Regions from separate parts of the Mus musculus genome. Here all the other regions are linked to region 2. The links are chromatin contacts, found by Hi-C or POLR2A ChIA-PET in ENCODE. All regions are on one chromosome and are shown on one strand. Each heading gives the region's core, a stretch centred on a gene start or an enhancer-like site at or near the end of the contact. The rest is flanking DNA. Distances are from core to core; before and after follow the strand shown.

What was found. Hi-C counts contacts between places; a loop is a spot of excess contacts on that map. ChIA-PET counts read pairs that join two places held with the same protein, here RNA polymerase II (POLR2A).
Region 1: POLR2A ChIA-PET joins it to region 2 with 10 read pairs in embryonic stem cell. The contact joins the promoter of Rpl18 here to the promoter of Fut2 in region 2. POLR2A ChIA-PET finds 5 or more read pairs at or near these places in 4 of 5 experiments (Patski and embryonic stem cell).
Region 3: a loop to region 2 is called in a map of gastrocnemius, with 1.8 times the contacts of the local background. The contact joins the promoter of Fut1 here to the promoter of Fut2 in region 2. A Hi-C loop is called at or near these places in 7 of 37 maps with a recorded cell type or tissue (gastrocnemius, left cerebral cortex and mouse trophoblast stem cell). POLR2A ChIA-PET finds 5 or more read pairs at or near these places in 3 of 5 experiments (Patski and embryonic stem cell).

Annotation. Positions count from the first base shown.
Region 1 is chr7:45,715,829-45,720,085 of GRCm38, reverse strand. Rpl18 (ribosomal protein L18) reads right to left here and starts at 2,015. Exons shown (of 6, transcript NM_009077.2): 1 at 1,947-2,015; 2 at 747-833; 3 at 450-557; 4 at 68-166. The coding sequence starts at 1,949. Sphk2 (sphingosine kinase 2) reads left to right here and starts at 2,084. Exons shown (of 7, transcript NM_203280.3): 1 at 2,084-2,385; 2 at 3,023-3,093.
Region 2 is chr7:45,663,745-45,668,233 of GRCm38, reverse strand. It overlaps Fut2 (fucosyltransferase 2), which reads left to right and starts at 1,840. Exons shown (of 3, transcript NM_001271993.1): 1 at 1,840-2,036. Gm39008 (a long non-coding RNA gene) reads right to left here. Exons shown (of 5, transcript XR_882068.2): 3 at 1,818-3,331.
Region 3 is chr7:45,616,151-45,620,308 of GRCm38, reverse strand. Fut1 (fucosyltransferase 1) reads right to left here and starts at 2,703. Exons shown (of 2, transcript NM_008051.6): 1 at 2,562-2,703; 2 at 1-1,687. The coding sequence starts at 1,685. The coding sequence ends at 552. RefSeq lists a cis regulatory region at 3,751-3,756 and a promoter at 3,443-4,158.

The DNA.
Region 1 (4,257 bases), core at 766-3,265, 52 kb before region 2:
ACTGGCACATAGCAAAGCCCCCTAATTGACTGGAGACATGTCCCTTTGGCCCATGCTGGTCACTTACCTTCAGCTTGGGAACTTCCAGAATCCGCACATCATCTGTGACCGTCCCCACAACCACGGCAGTCTTGTTCTCGCGGCCAGGAAGCTTCATCTTTCGGATCTGATGGGGGCAAGCATGTTAAGTCTTTCTGTGCCAAGCTGTCACCGGGAAGACCAAACAGCCAAGACCTCCACTGGCTGAGGCCGACCTCCCCCCAGTGACAGGGCCCCAAGAGCTTGCCAGCTATGACTGATTGTTGAAATCTTTCTTTCCAACCCCAGAAGTGACCCAGGTCAGAGAAATCCCCAGGTAGAAAAAGACCAAAGCACAGAGGCCCGCATCCTCTGCTGGCCTTACCCCACCGCCCCCAAACATGTGAAGCGCCCTCTGGCTGACTACTAACCATGCGGGACAGGGACAGAGGTGGCCGGTTGGTTCGGCTCATGAACAACCTCTTCAGCACAACCTGATTGAAGGTGGAGTTGGTCCGTCTGGCCAGAAACCTGTACAGCTGCAAGGGAAAGGAAAAGATTGAGCATGGGACTGCCTGCGCCACCCCCAAGCCAGGACCCTTCCACAGCTCTCCCATCCCGCTCAACTCCTGGTGATGTGGGGGGTTGGGGCACTGTGTCCAGGCTCCCCCCTCTCCCCACCCCACTCACTTTGGGAGCTGTAAGATGGCGTAGCACCCCGGGCTTACCTTGACAAGCAGCCGCAGGTAGATGTCCTGGCTCTTGGGCTCCTTGCGCCGAACCTTTCGGTCCTTGTTGTGGCGAATGTCAACACCCTGAGGGAGGTGAACCACCATAGAGCCAATTGTCAGAACCACTGCCCTATATCTTTGATGATATCTATACCTGTTCGTACCTGTAACTTTTAGGCTACTTAGTCGACAATTCAAACCTCAAAGGATTCAAACTAGAGGAAGAAGACATGTCCCACCCCTGACAAGTTCACTTAACACACACAAGTGATGTTTTTGTCTCGGCTTGGGACCATTCCTCCCAGAGTCCAGAAACTCATTGAAACACTGTCTCGGTGTAAAAACTGAGCTGCACAAGACAAGCGGCTGCTGGCTCAGAGTCCCTTAGAGCTCAGCTCTTGCTTAGCATGTGAAGGCCCTGGTTCTGGGCCCAGTATGGATGAGAGTTCAGATCCCTGTAAAGATGTTAGCTTTTATTTATGTTCTCAAAACTAGCTCCCAATCTGAAAAACAGTCAAAAAGAAGCCAACAGTACATTCTAGACGTGGAGACGTGTTTGTGACAAAGCCTTACACTACGTCCTTCAAATCAACCCTAGAAAGACCAAGTGCTCGGGTTAATTTTATCCCCCACTCGTTTTCCAAGCTGTTAGCATCCTGAAGTAGTTACTGATACTAACAGCGGTTTCATTGCACCTTCAAGGCTCTTCATAAACGTCTTCCCAACATACAAGGCAGGGACAGGATTACTACACACCAAACACACTAGGAGCAGTGTTCCGGGAAGGACTGACGTACGCTTGTCCCCAAACCCGGCAACGTGTAGTGGCTCCGCTCATCGTAGCACTCAACTTCCCAATGGCAAGTTAAGAAACAGGGACACTGGGAGCAGCGGTCCCGCTTGGAAACGCAGCACTCGAAAGATTGGTGCGAGGGAGCGGCCGTGGGCTCGAGGCCGGACTGGACTCACTGGGAGCTGCAATCAGCCTGGCTCATGGAGCCAAACTTTGTAAGGAAGACGACGAGCCTCGGGAGGCTCCCGGGACCGGCCACCGGCTCCGGCAAGTTCTGATCGAAGGCCCTAGCCTGTCCCGCAGTTCCCCTTGGCACCGCCTGCACCCCTCCGTCGCGCTACGAGCGGGACTTGCTGAGGATGGCAGCGGATGGGCCACTCGGGGAGACCGCTCAGCGAGCTTACCATGATGGCGCCTCCTGCTCGGCCAGGTCCGGAAAGACGGAACCGCGCCGGAGTGGGCGGGGAAAGAGCGGCCTGCGAGACGCACTCGTGACGCAATGCGGGACACTCTATCCGGAACTGGCGTCTCTGTGGTGCACGGGTGACGTCACATGAGCGCGACGCGGAGCTCTACCACAATTTGGGTTTCTCGATGGTATGTGGGAGGACCGAGTAAACCGAGGCTTCCAGAACCAAAGAGAAGTCAGCCTGAGGAAAGGGCTGGGACCCGGAGCCTCTCTGGCCTTTCCCCGTCCCTGCTCTAACACTCTCCAGGGGTAAAGGGACCGGAGAATCAGAGACATGATCGGAGCTTGCTGGACGAGTCGCGTGGTGACTCTCTGGCCGCACGCCGACCGCTTCTCGGTGGCTCGCGGAGGACCCGGTGGGCTGTGTGTCGGAGGTGAGGCTTATCCCGCCCTGAAGAAAAAGCTCATCTCACACTTCCTTAAATTCTCGGCTGCCTTTTCCTTATGCTCAACTTACTAAACAGAACTGAAGTTCAGGAAATCCTACTAGATCTCTCACCCGAGACTTTCTTGCTGCTATTCAACCCATAATACCTTATTATTATTATTATTTAATATTTTGTGTTGAGCTTTTCCCCCTGCCCTTAAAGATGACCTCTTCTCGGATCTCTCCTTTGTTTTCGTCCTTAGGGACAGCCCTTTTTTTTTTCCCCCTTCCTAAACCAGACTGGTTGAACTGGCCCAACATTTTCGATGTACATATTGATGTGCAGAGAAGGCACGCAGAACTCCCGGTTTGGAAAGCGGGTAGATAACAAGCTCCAGAGAGACTGAAATAGAGACCATGACGGTGGTTGGAGGTGTGGAGGCCCGAGGGTGAGAAGGAAAAATGGTGAGGGAACCCCGGGCAGAAGGAGAGACAAAGATACAAAACTGAACAGTTGGCACCTCACCATTTAGTAAGCTAGTTCTAGTGCCAGCTCTGTCCCCCACTCACCCCCCCCCCCGCCCCTTAAGTCAAGGTTTCACAAAGTTGCCCCAGCTGGCTTTGACTCACTCTTCCTGCTTCAGCCTCCGAAGTAGCTGGGATCACCGTCTTTCAACACTTGGCCTGGCTCTGCCATTTAAAGTTGTGATCTTGGGTAAGTGATTTTCTGTTTTGCTTTTTTTTCCTTGTTTGGAAAAAGAGAGTGATGAAAAAGACTCCCTTTTAGGGTGTCTTCCCTGAAAGTGTCTTCACTCTTTTGGTATGGAGTACCTGAACTTGGGTAGTACAAGACAGGCCAGCTGGATGAGAGAAGCAGGCTCTGGGATACTGAGCCTGCAATGTGCCCTCCTCTTCAGAACCCCAACCTGGCCCTGCACAGGGAGTTAGCAAGACTCTTTACGAAAACCGCCTATACATACATGGCCTCCAGTTTGGGGCTCAAGCCCTGCTGTGACAGCAGAGGCCTGGGTGCCCACTGGACACCTAAATCCAAGGGGCAATGGAACCAGGTAAGGCTCTAGCTACAGAATAGGTTCTCAACCTGTGGGTCTGGGCCCTTTCACAGGGTCGTATATCAGCTATCCTGTATACCACATATTTACAGTTTGTAACAGTAGCAAAATTACAGTTATAGCAATGAAATGTTTGGGGATCACCACAACATAAGGAACTATATTAAAGGGTCCCAGCATCGTGAATGTTGAGAAGCACTGGTCTGAAGTCTGTGGTTGTCATACCAGGGGTGATAATGTCTGTCAGGGCCCTTCTGCCGCTGGCCCCAGACTTCCCCTGGGGGCAGGGTGAGCAGTCCTTTTCTCTCAGCTGGGCTTCTGAGGGCTCCGCAGGGCGAGGTCACTCAGTTTGGGTGAGTTAGCGTTTCCCCTTTCCTGTTCCCGTTTCAGCCTCTTTGGTCAGGGTTTTCGCGGCGCTCTGGCTGTATCCCGGGTTCTGCATCTCCCTGAGCTCCACCTCTTGGCATGTTATCTGGGGCGAATGCTGCTGTGGATGCGATGCAAGGGGTATTTGGCAATAAGCAGACTCCCTCCTCCTCTTATTTTTTGCCTAAGAAGTTTTGTCCCTGCCTTAACAGAGTGTAGGTTAGTGTGAGCACGCTTTGTCCAGCGTGTGAGAGGTACATTTAGACCAGCGTGTGAGAGGTACATTTAGACACCAGTGTTTGTGCGCACACACCCATACACCCGATTGTGTCTCCTGCCGCCCTTTCCTTGCCTGTCTCTGTCCACCTCTTTTTTTCCTGGCCCTCAGTTCCTTCCCAGCTCTGGGTTTCCAATGCTTTCCCTTACCTATGCTGCTTTCT
Region 2 (4,489 bases), core at 591-3,090:
TACCTTGGTGGACAGAAGTTTAAGAAAGAAAGGAAGGAAGGAAGGAAGGAAGGAAGGAAGGAAGGAAGGAAGGAAGGAAGAAACAAACTAGAATTGGGGGTGGTAACTTGGTGGTGATACAACCAATCAGCACAAATGGTGTACCATTCAATCCCTTGTAGCAAAAATAAAAATTGCAAATAGTAAAAAAATTGCTGGGTGTGGCTGTTGTAAGTTCGGCAGCCTGCCAGCCTGGTTTTGAGTAACTCATTGGCAGCAGCTTATGTCATCGCCATTGCCTGCCAAAGACAGGTGCAGCACATCTCCAGTATTAGAGCGCTGAGAGTTGCATAGCAACAGCGCCCCTCTAAAGGCGCGCGCGTGCGCGCGCGCACGCGCTCTCTCTCTCTCTCTGTTAGTTCTCTATGTCTCTCTCAGTATCTGTCTCTCTCTCTCATGTCCCCACTCCAAATTGGCCTTTTGCTCTCCCAGAGCAGAGGAAAGGTACCCTTTTTGTCACTTTATCCTAATATTGGTGGCACTTCTTTAATGCTAGCACTCAGGAGGCAAATGGATCGCTGGGAGTTTGAGATCAGTCTGGCCTACATACATAATGAGTTCTGGCACAGGCAGGGCTCTAGAGAGACCCTGTCTCAAAACAAACAAGCAAACACACAAAACAAACAATAACAGAACGTGAACAGAAGTGACAAGAACTGTTTTTTGTGTGGCCTTGGCCAAGCCTCAGCTTGCCTGGCTTCAGATGGCTGTGTGACTTCAAGGGAGTTACTTTCCCTCTCTGTACTTGGCTTTCTCCTGTGCACATAGATCTATTAAGCGTGCATAGTATTAGGGATGCACACTATATTCATCTTAGTACTTGAGAGGCAGAAACAGGTAGATCTTTGATTTCAAGGCCATCCAGGGTTACATAAGTTCCAGGCAAACCAGGGCTACATAGTGAGACCCTGTCTCAGAGCTAAAGAGAGTCAGCCATAGGGGGTGAGTGTATGGTTCATGAGGCCTGTACTCAATTTCCTACATACCAAAAGGGAAGGGGAAAAAAGAATCTTTGTATACTGTTGGCTCTCAAGTTCACTCATTTGGTGAAGCTGTGCTGAGCAAGCATGTGGACCAGAGTTCAATACCCAGACCAAGGAAAGCCCAGGGGTGAGGGAATGACTCAGCCCACAGAGGCTACACACATAAATAAAAATAAAATATTTCTTTAAAAAAAAAAAAAAAGAAAGAAAGAAAAGCTTCAGAACCAAAGAACCGAAGAGTTGGAATGTGTGCTGTGTGGGCCTGAGGACCCGAGTTCAATTCCCCGCACATGCACAAAAGAAGGTGAAGAAGAGAGTCAGTAAGATGGCTTCGCAGATGAAAGCACCTACCTCCCAAACCTGAAGTCGTGATGCTGTAATACTAGCTCTCCTGCAGTGAGGGGGGACAGAGAGAGGAGCGCCATGCAACAAAAGCCCTCAAGTCACCCAGCTTGAGATACACAACATGGCAGCCACAGAGGAGACTCCGACCAGGTCGGAATATGAGGACATCCAAAAGTAGAGTAGTCCTCAGGACTCCACACGTGTGCTCTTTTTTCCTTTTTTAAGTTGAAAAGCACCTGCTAACAGGGTAGACAGCCACACACACACACACACACACACACACACACGTGCACGCATGCATAAAAATCCAAAAAAGTGTTGTTGTTGTTGTTGTTGACAGAGGTTGAGGCTCTTGGGAATCTGCAGGAGAAGGCAGGGCTGGACTGTGTCAATTTCTTCAAACTGCCCCTCCTGGCTATCATCCCAGCAGGCACCTGAGAGGAAGCTAACCTTTGACTGCCTCCTCCGGGTCCAGCCTCTCTGGTTCTAGGATGTCAGCAGGTACACCCTGGGTGGAGTTTCTATCCAGGGCTGTGGTTAAACTCAGGAAGTTTCCTTGGTCCTGAACGAAGAGCCAAGCTGGAAGATACACACTGCCGTCCAGTCCGCAGAGCCACGCTGCGGTTCGTCCATTCCTAGGTCATTTCCCTGTTACCACAGCCAGAAGAGGTGAGTACAGGTGAGGAGGTTGGGGGCAGGTCCCCTGAATCCTGACGAGCCCTAGGGATCCAGGAACTGGATGCATTGGTCTCTGACCCCACCCCAGGGCTCTCTGGAAGGAGATGCCATTGCTGAGAAGAGACCCTGGTTCTCCCAGACTCTGGAGTCCCAGCCTCAAGTCCCCAGCTAGTTCCTTCAGGTCCTGAGTCCTCCAGATCCCGGGATCCCAGACCTTAGTTTTTCCAGTCCCTGGGTCTCCCAAGCTCCCGGCTCACCAGCCCTGTGTTCGCCCAGCACCCCCATAGCCCTACTCCCTGCACACCGACTACCATCCTGCCCTGCTGGTTGACCTCTTAACCCCAATCTCCGCTTCACCTCTCAGATCCTCAGCTCTCTCCCTGCTACTGATTCCAGTAACAAGAGTAGATGAAAGGCAGAATTGGGCTGGATGTAACCGGATTTTCCTGTTCCCGTATCCTTGGCTTCCATATCAGCCTAGGGGGCCCTCAGAAACCTGCAGCTGTCATGGGGGGCAGGGGGGGGGGAGGATCCCGATCCTCTGTTGGAGATTTCAATGTGGCAGCTACTCTGATAAACTGCCCTGAGACTCCTAATGCCAGTGTTCCTTGGCACAGGGACAGAACAGGAAGAAAGCGGTGCCAGTCACAGGAATGGCACTGATGGGGTGGAGCCAGCCATGTACCTGGCTCCTGTCTCTGAGCTGATGTGGAGGGGATGCTGGGGGCAGGGCGCTCTGGGTGGAAAAGGCAGTTCTGAGGACACAGGCTAGAAAGAGGTGAGTGCAGCGGCTTATGCTTGTCATACTAGTATTCAAGACGCTGAGGCAGGAGCATTGCTAAGTTAGGTATCAGCCTGGACTACATCGAGAGAGCTTCTCTCTCTGCTTCTAGGGAACTGGAGAAGGATTCTTCCTTCAAAGCTGGGACCTCTTTCCAGCATACCGCACCCCTCCAACAGAAGGTAAACTGAGGCTAGGCACATGGTAATTGATCTTCCTGACCACAGAGATCAAAGAGAGAGTCTAAGCTCCTCCCATTGCCTCCTCAGCCTTGGACTGGAGCCAAACTGCTGCTCTACAGTCCTCCATGGCTTCAGCTTCCAGTCCTCCCACAGTCCTTGGTCTTCCCAAACTCACCCAAGTGCCTACCTAGCCTTTGGATCACAAGTGATGTGAATCTGGCTCCCTTCCTTAGCGGCAGTCTGCTGTCCCCTGAGAAGACGGCAAAGGCGACTGAACATGAGTCTGTAGTCCCCGAGCAGCTCCGGGTGTCAGCATTGTGCTCCTATAAAGTGAATCAAAGGCCAAGGGCATGGCTCTGGCCATAACCCACCCTTTTTTCCGGCTTTTCTAGGTAGGGTTTCCCTGTGTGCGGCTGGCTGCCCTAGAACTCACTCTGTAGACCAGGCTGAAATCCGCCTGCCTCCTGTGTGCTGGGATTAAAGGTGTGCGCCACTTGCCTGAGCCCCACAGTCCCCATCTTTTCCCCAAAGTTGGATATGACCTCACAGCAGGCTCTGACCTTTCTTTGCCCTTTGGTCTCCCTGCCATTGCTTCCCTTCCTGAGGGATGGGAAGCAGCAGAGAGGCAGCCTGAAGTCCTTCGTCCAGAACAGCCTCCTTTCCTTGTTCTCAGAGGCCAGACAAGCCTTCCTGTGTTCCTGTTTGCAGGAGGAGACTCAGAGCCCTCAGATCAAAAGCCCAGAGATTAGCAGGTTGGATTTCAAAGTGTGTTTTTCCAGTGTTTTCCCACCGTAGAATTGGTGCCAGGATGAGCTTGGTGGAGCAGACCTGACATCCCAGATACCTCAGAGGCTGAAAAAGAAGGGCACAGTCCAAGGCCAGGCTAACTGAATGAATTCAGCCTGGGCAACTTAGTGAGACCTCGTCTATAAAGTGGGGGTATGGCAGCTCCAAGGTAGGGTTAAGAAGAAGGACTTTAGTGTAGATATGAGAGAGAATAGCCAGAGAGTCCAGAGAGTCCAGGACAGGGAGGGAAAGTAACATATTATAGAAAGGAAGAGAGGGTGTGGGGGCAGAGAGGAAGCCAGAGTGACAACCAAGGAGACTAAGAAAAAAACCAAAGGGGAATGTGATGAGCATAGAAAAAAAAAAAAAAAATAGTGTCTTCTAGGCCTGTAAAAGTAGCTCAGCTGGGAGCCCCACTACAGCAAGGCTGCACCCGGAAACCAGAACCCGCCCGGTTGCATTTAAAAATGAGGGCATGACTTCAAGGTTTGGTTGAGCCGATTTTAGATACAAGGGTGAAAGATGCAGGGGAGTCTGGAAGGATCCAGACTGGACACAGCCCTGGGGGAGGGGATGAGAACGAGAGAGGACGAGAAATGGGAGAAAAAAATGGCAAAGGGTGAAAGAGAGTCCAGGCGCAGCAGGAAGAGCCAAGAGGATATTTAGGGATGGAAGAAGCTGGAGGAGGGGAAGGG
Region 3 (4,158 bases), core at 1,454-3,953, 49 kb after region 2:
CTTCCAGCATCACTCCGTGCCTCCAGCAGCATCACTCCGTGCTTCCAGCATCACTCCGTGCCTCCAGCATCACTCCGTGCCTCCAGCAGCATCACTCTGTGCCTCTAGCATCACTCCGTGCCTCCAGCAGTGAGGAAGTACTGAGCTTTTGCATCTACCTTCATTAAATTCTTCACTGTCTGGAGTGTTGAGAGGGCCCTGCAGAGTGTTGCAAAGGGACTGGACCAGGTTCTCAGAAACAGCCTAGAATAACCCCAGAAATCCAGGAGACCAGTTGGTAAGTCTGGATTTTCTTCAGCCTCCCTAACCCAGAAACAGCTGCCCAGAGGTTCTAAGAAGACGAGCCAGAAGAGTCGGAAGAGACTGTGGCTTACAGTGCTGACTTGGGCTTCCCCTGCAATCAGAAAATGATATCCTGTTGAAGTGTCTGCAAAGCATTCCAGCATTTCCAGCAAGTTGATGTGCAAGTCTGGAAATGAGTACCCACAGCTCCAGGGCTACCACAGACATACACCAAAGCATAGAGACATGGATGGCTGACTTCTGATGAGTCAGACCAATCTAAAAAGACTGTCTGGCTTCCAGGGGTCAAATTGAGCCTGCAGCGGGGACAAGTCTGCATTGATGCCCACCCACTCAGGCAGGAAGGCAGCCTCAGGCCTGAAGATCTTCAGAAACTCCGAATCTGGCAGGGTGAAGTTTGCAAGGTAGACCGTGTCTCCACCAGCTAAGTAGGCAGCCCAGAAGCCAAAGGTGCCAATAGTCATGATGGTGTGGTTACACTGTGTGAGAAGTGCAAAGTCCTTCCCCGGTGTACCCTCCTGTCCATTGCCAGCGAAGACCACATCACCATGGGATGTGTCAATGTTCTCCAAACACCATTTCATGCCATTGCTGGTGACCACAAAGATGGGGTCTTTGTGTCGGGCCCGGAACCAGTCCATGGCTTGCTGGAGGTAAGCTCGGTCACCCACCACACCCTTCCAGCGATTGGGCATCACCTCCAGATAGTCTCCACGACGCACATGGACACCCACAAAGGTATGAGGGCGGATGCCCGCCGGGCCTATACGGAGCCCGCTCAACAGGTACTGGGCACCTTCCCGTAGATGGTTATGCAGAGTGAATTCCCTACGAATCTGTTCCCGAAGATGATGGAAAAAGGTCCAAGAGCAGGGGAAACCAGACAGCTTGAGAAATGGGTCCTCCAGATGGGAGTACTCCTCTGACATCCAGTCATGTAGGACTAAGTGCTGCCAAGGTGTGAGGCTGTCCACCTCAGGGTCCAGCACTGGCAGGGAGATTCGGAACACGGGGGCCAGGGCGGCATGCATCTCAGGTTGGATGAAGGCTTGGCGACCATTGAGCTGGGCTAGGGCCAGCAATGTAGCATACTGCCCCATCTGGTTACCAAACCTGCCTCCTGGGGTGATTGTCCAAGTCCCAGAGAGTGAGGAGGACTGCTCAGGACAGGAAGGGGAGCCATTAGATGTCTGCAATGGATGAGGTAGGCATACCATGGCCACTGGGGACTTCAGCAGGTGATAGTCTGAACACAGGACAGAGAGAGTTAGACCATTTCGAAAGAAGTTTCCTCCATTCAGGTGGAAAAAGAAGGAGCCGGCAGAGAGCACACAGACCAACAGAAATGCCAGGCAGAGCTGCCTCCGGCTGGGAGTCCACATAGCTATGGGGAGGAAAGACGAGTTAGAAGACACACAGATTAAGCCACCGAGTCTGAGTCTGGGACTCCTCAGGCTCTGAGATTTTCAGTGAGGTCAGGAGCTATGCAAATGAGTGGCTGCAAGACAGGAAGATCTGGGGGCCTTCTGGGAACCTCACAGCTCAACTACCTTCTGAGATGCACCTATATGTTGCGGGCACATTCTGCCTCCCAGGCAATAGCTGGGAGCCAGGGGAAAACCAGATAAAGAGAAGGGATTTTAGAACTGTAAAAGCAAGCCCCTGGATGTTGTATAACTTTTCCTGTGAGACAGGAACAAACATCAGTTTATCTTACATAAAGACCAGTTACATACTCAAGAACGATTCAGCCCATGTCCGGCTTAGTGAACTTATTGAGAGGGGTCACTTACAAAAGTTTGGGTGATTCCAAGGCAGCTACATAGTTAAAAAGCCTACTGCAAGTACAGGTGAGAGCTCACAAAAGCTGCATCCCGGAAGGAGGCCTGTGGATAGTTCCCTGAGTCCTTAAGATCCTTGCTCTGACAGAAGGGAAGGGATTTTTTTTTTTTTTTAAAGATTTATTTATTTATTATATGTAAGTACACTGTAGCTGTCTTCAGACACACCAGAAGAGGGAGTCAGATCTTGTTACGGATGGTTGTGAGCCACCATGTGGTTGCTGGGATTTGAACTCTGGACCTTTGGAAGAGCAGTCAGGTGCTCTTACCCACTGAGCCATCTCACCAGCCCAAGGGAAGGGATTCTTAATGGGGATAGGTTTGGGATAGCTTCCATGTTTTGAGGACGACGGGATAAGGGTTAGAGGAGCCTAAATACTCATCCCTGGGCGTCTGGCATCCCCAGTGCCAACTAACCTGAGCTCCTTGCTGGTGGTGCAAGCGAATTCTTTTTGCCTGAGCTTCCAGTTCTAAAATGTAGCCTTCATCGGCCGCGCTTGGAAGTCAGGAGCCCCGGCTCCGTAGCCCTCCGCTTCAAGCTTCCTTCCTGAAACTGACTGAAGGCTCAGAGACCGGTGGGGAGAGAGAGAGAAAGAGGGGCAGGGTTCCAAGGTGTACAGCCTCCGCCCTCCCGGCAGGGCAGGCAGCAGGAGGCGGAGACACATCCTACCTGGCGCTGCGCCCTCTCCTCCGCCCAGGTGGATGGGGCGCTGCGCCCCTGTCCCTTCTGGGTTCTCTGACTTGCACGATGGGCAGCCCAACTGGTACCCAGAAGCTGCCGTATCCTCTGTATGGACCCGGGGACTAGCACCCGGGCTGCAAGGCTGGAGCTGGGGAAGGGGGGAAGCGGGGCTCAGGTTCTATGCACGTTCCCATCTCCAGTGCCGTGACTTCTGCTTCCCTTAGCTAGATGCTCTGGGAGTAGCCACGCCCCAACGGAGCGAAGCCTGGCCACCTGCTTCTTCTTCGTACCCCGCCCGCTGCACTTTCCCAGGAGGATGGAGAACCTGTTTGCCAGCTGCCTCAACCCAAGTCTGAGCCTCTACTTGTAGCCGCCTACACATCACACTCCACAGGTTGTCTGCGCTCCAAGCCCCTCCTCTGTGGTGATCCTAAAGTCCGGGGCCCAGCTGTTACTTTTTAGATTGGTAAATACAGCAAATAACTTTTTTTCTGGCCAGAAGGAGGAAAGAGAGTGTTTTCAACATTCTTTTTAGACAGGCCTCTGAAGTGAGGCTGGAGACAAAGGTTCTCCCACGGTTCCTTCCGGAGCCCATTAATTAATCGCATGGAGTCGGGGCCTGAAGCCTCACCTTGACACCTTAAAAGACTCAGAAATTCCACTTGGCTAGCCCAAGATGAGATCATTTCTTCACACTGCAGAGTTCCAGGGCCACATCAGTTCTAAAGGTCCACTCCCCAGCCTCCTCCCCTTAGATGCTCCTTGGGACTTAGGGGTCAGTGCTCCAGTCTCACTCCCAAGAGTCCTTGCTCAGGGTTCCTCCTAGAAATCCAAACTCGGCCCCAGCGCCTTTGACTGCAGGAAACAACCCAGCTCTTCCCCTTCACCGAGCCTAATCCTCCCACCCCCCAAAGCATCTGGAGAGCACCTGTGCAGGACGCTGTCTGGTGAAAGAAGCACTAGGATTGCATCAGGGAGGACAGCAGCTGAGCACAAGGCCCGAATGCTAAGCAGGGGTTGGTGAGGGTGACTGGCCTGTGGCCAGCTGGGAGACTTCCACCTGCTGGGCTGAGGACTCCTCTTACACACTGCTGATACAGCTCTCCTGATGAAAGAAAGCCTCAGACACGCCCCCCCCCCAAAGCACCTTGAAGCTTAAAATTCCAAAAGGATGAACCACACCAGCTCAGTTGCTTACACAGAAAGTCTGAAGCCCCAGGTTCCTTCTTAGTACCCAAGAGCCAGACCCTAGCCTCCTCCCTCAGACCCAAGAGCTAGATCCCAGCCTCCTCCCTCAGACCCAAGAGCCAGACCCTAGCCTCCTCCCTCAGA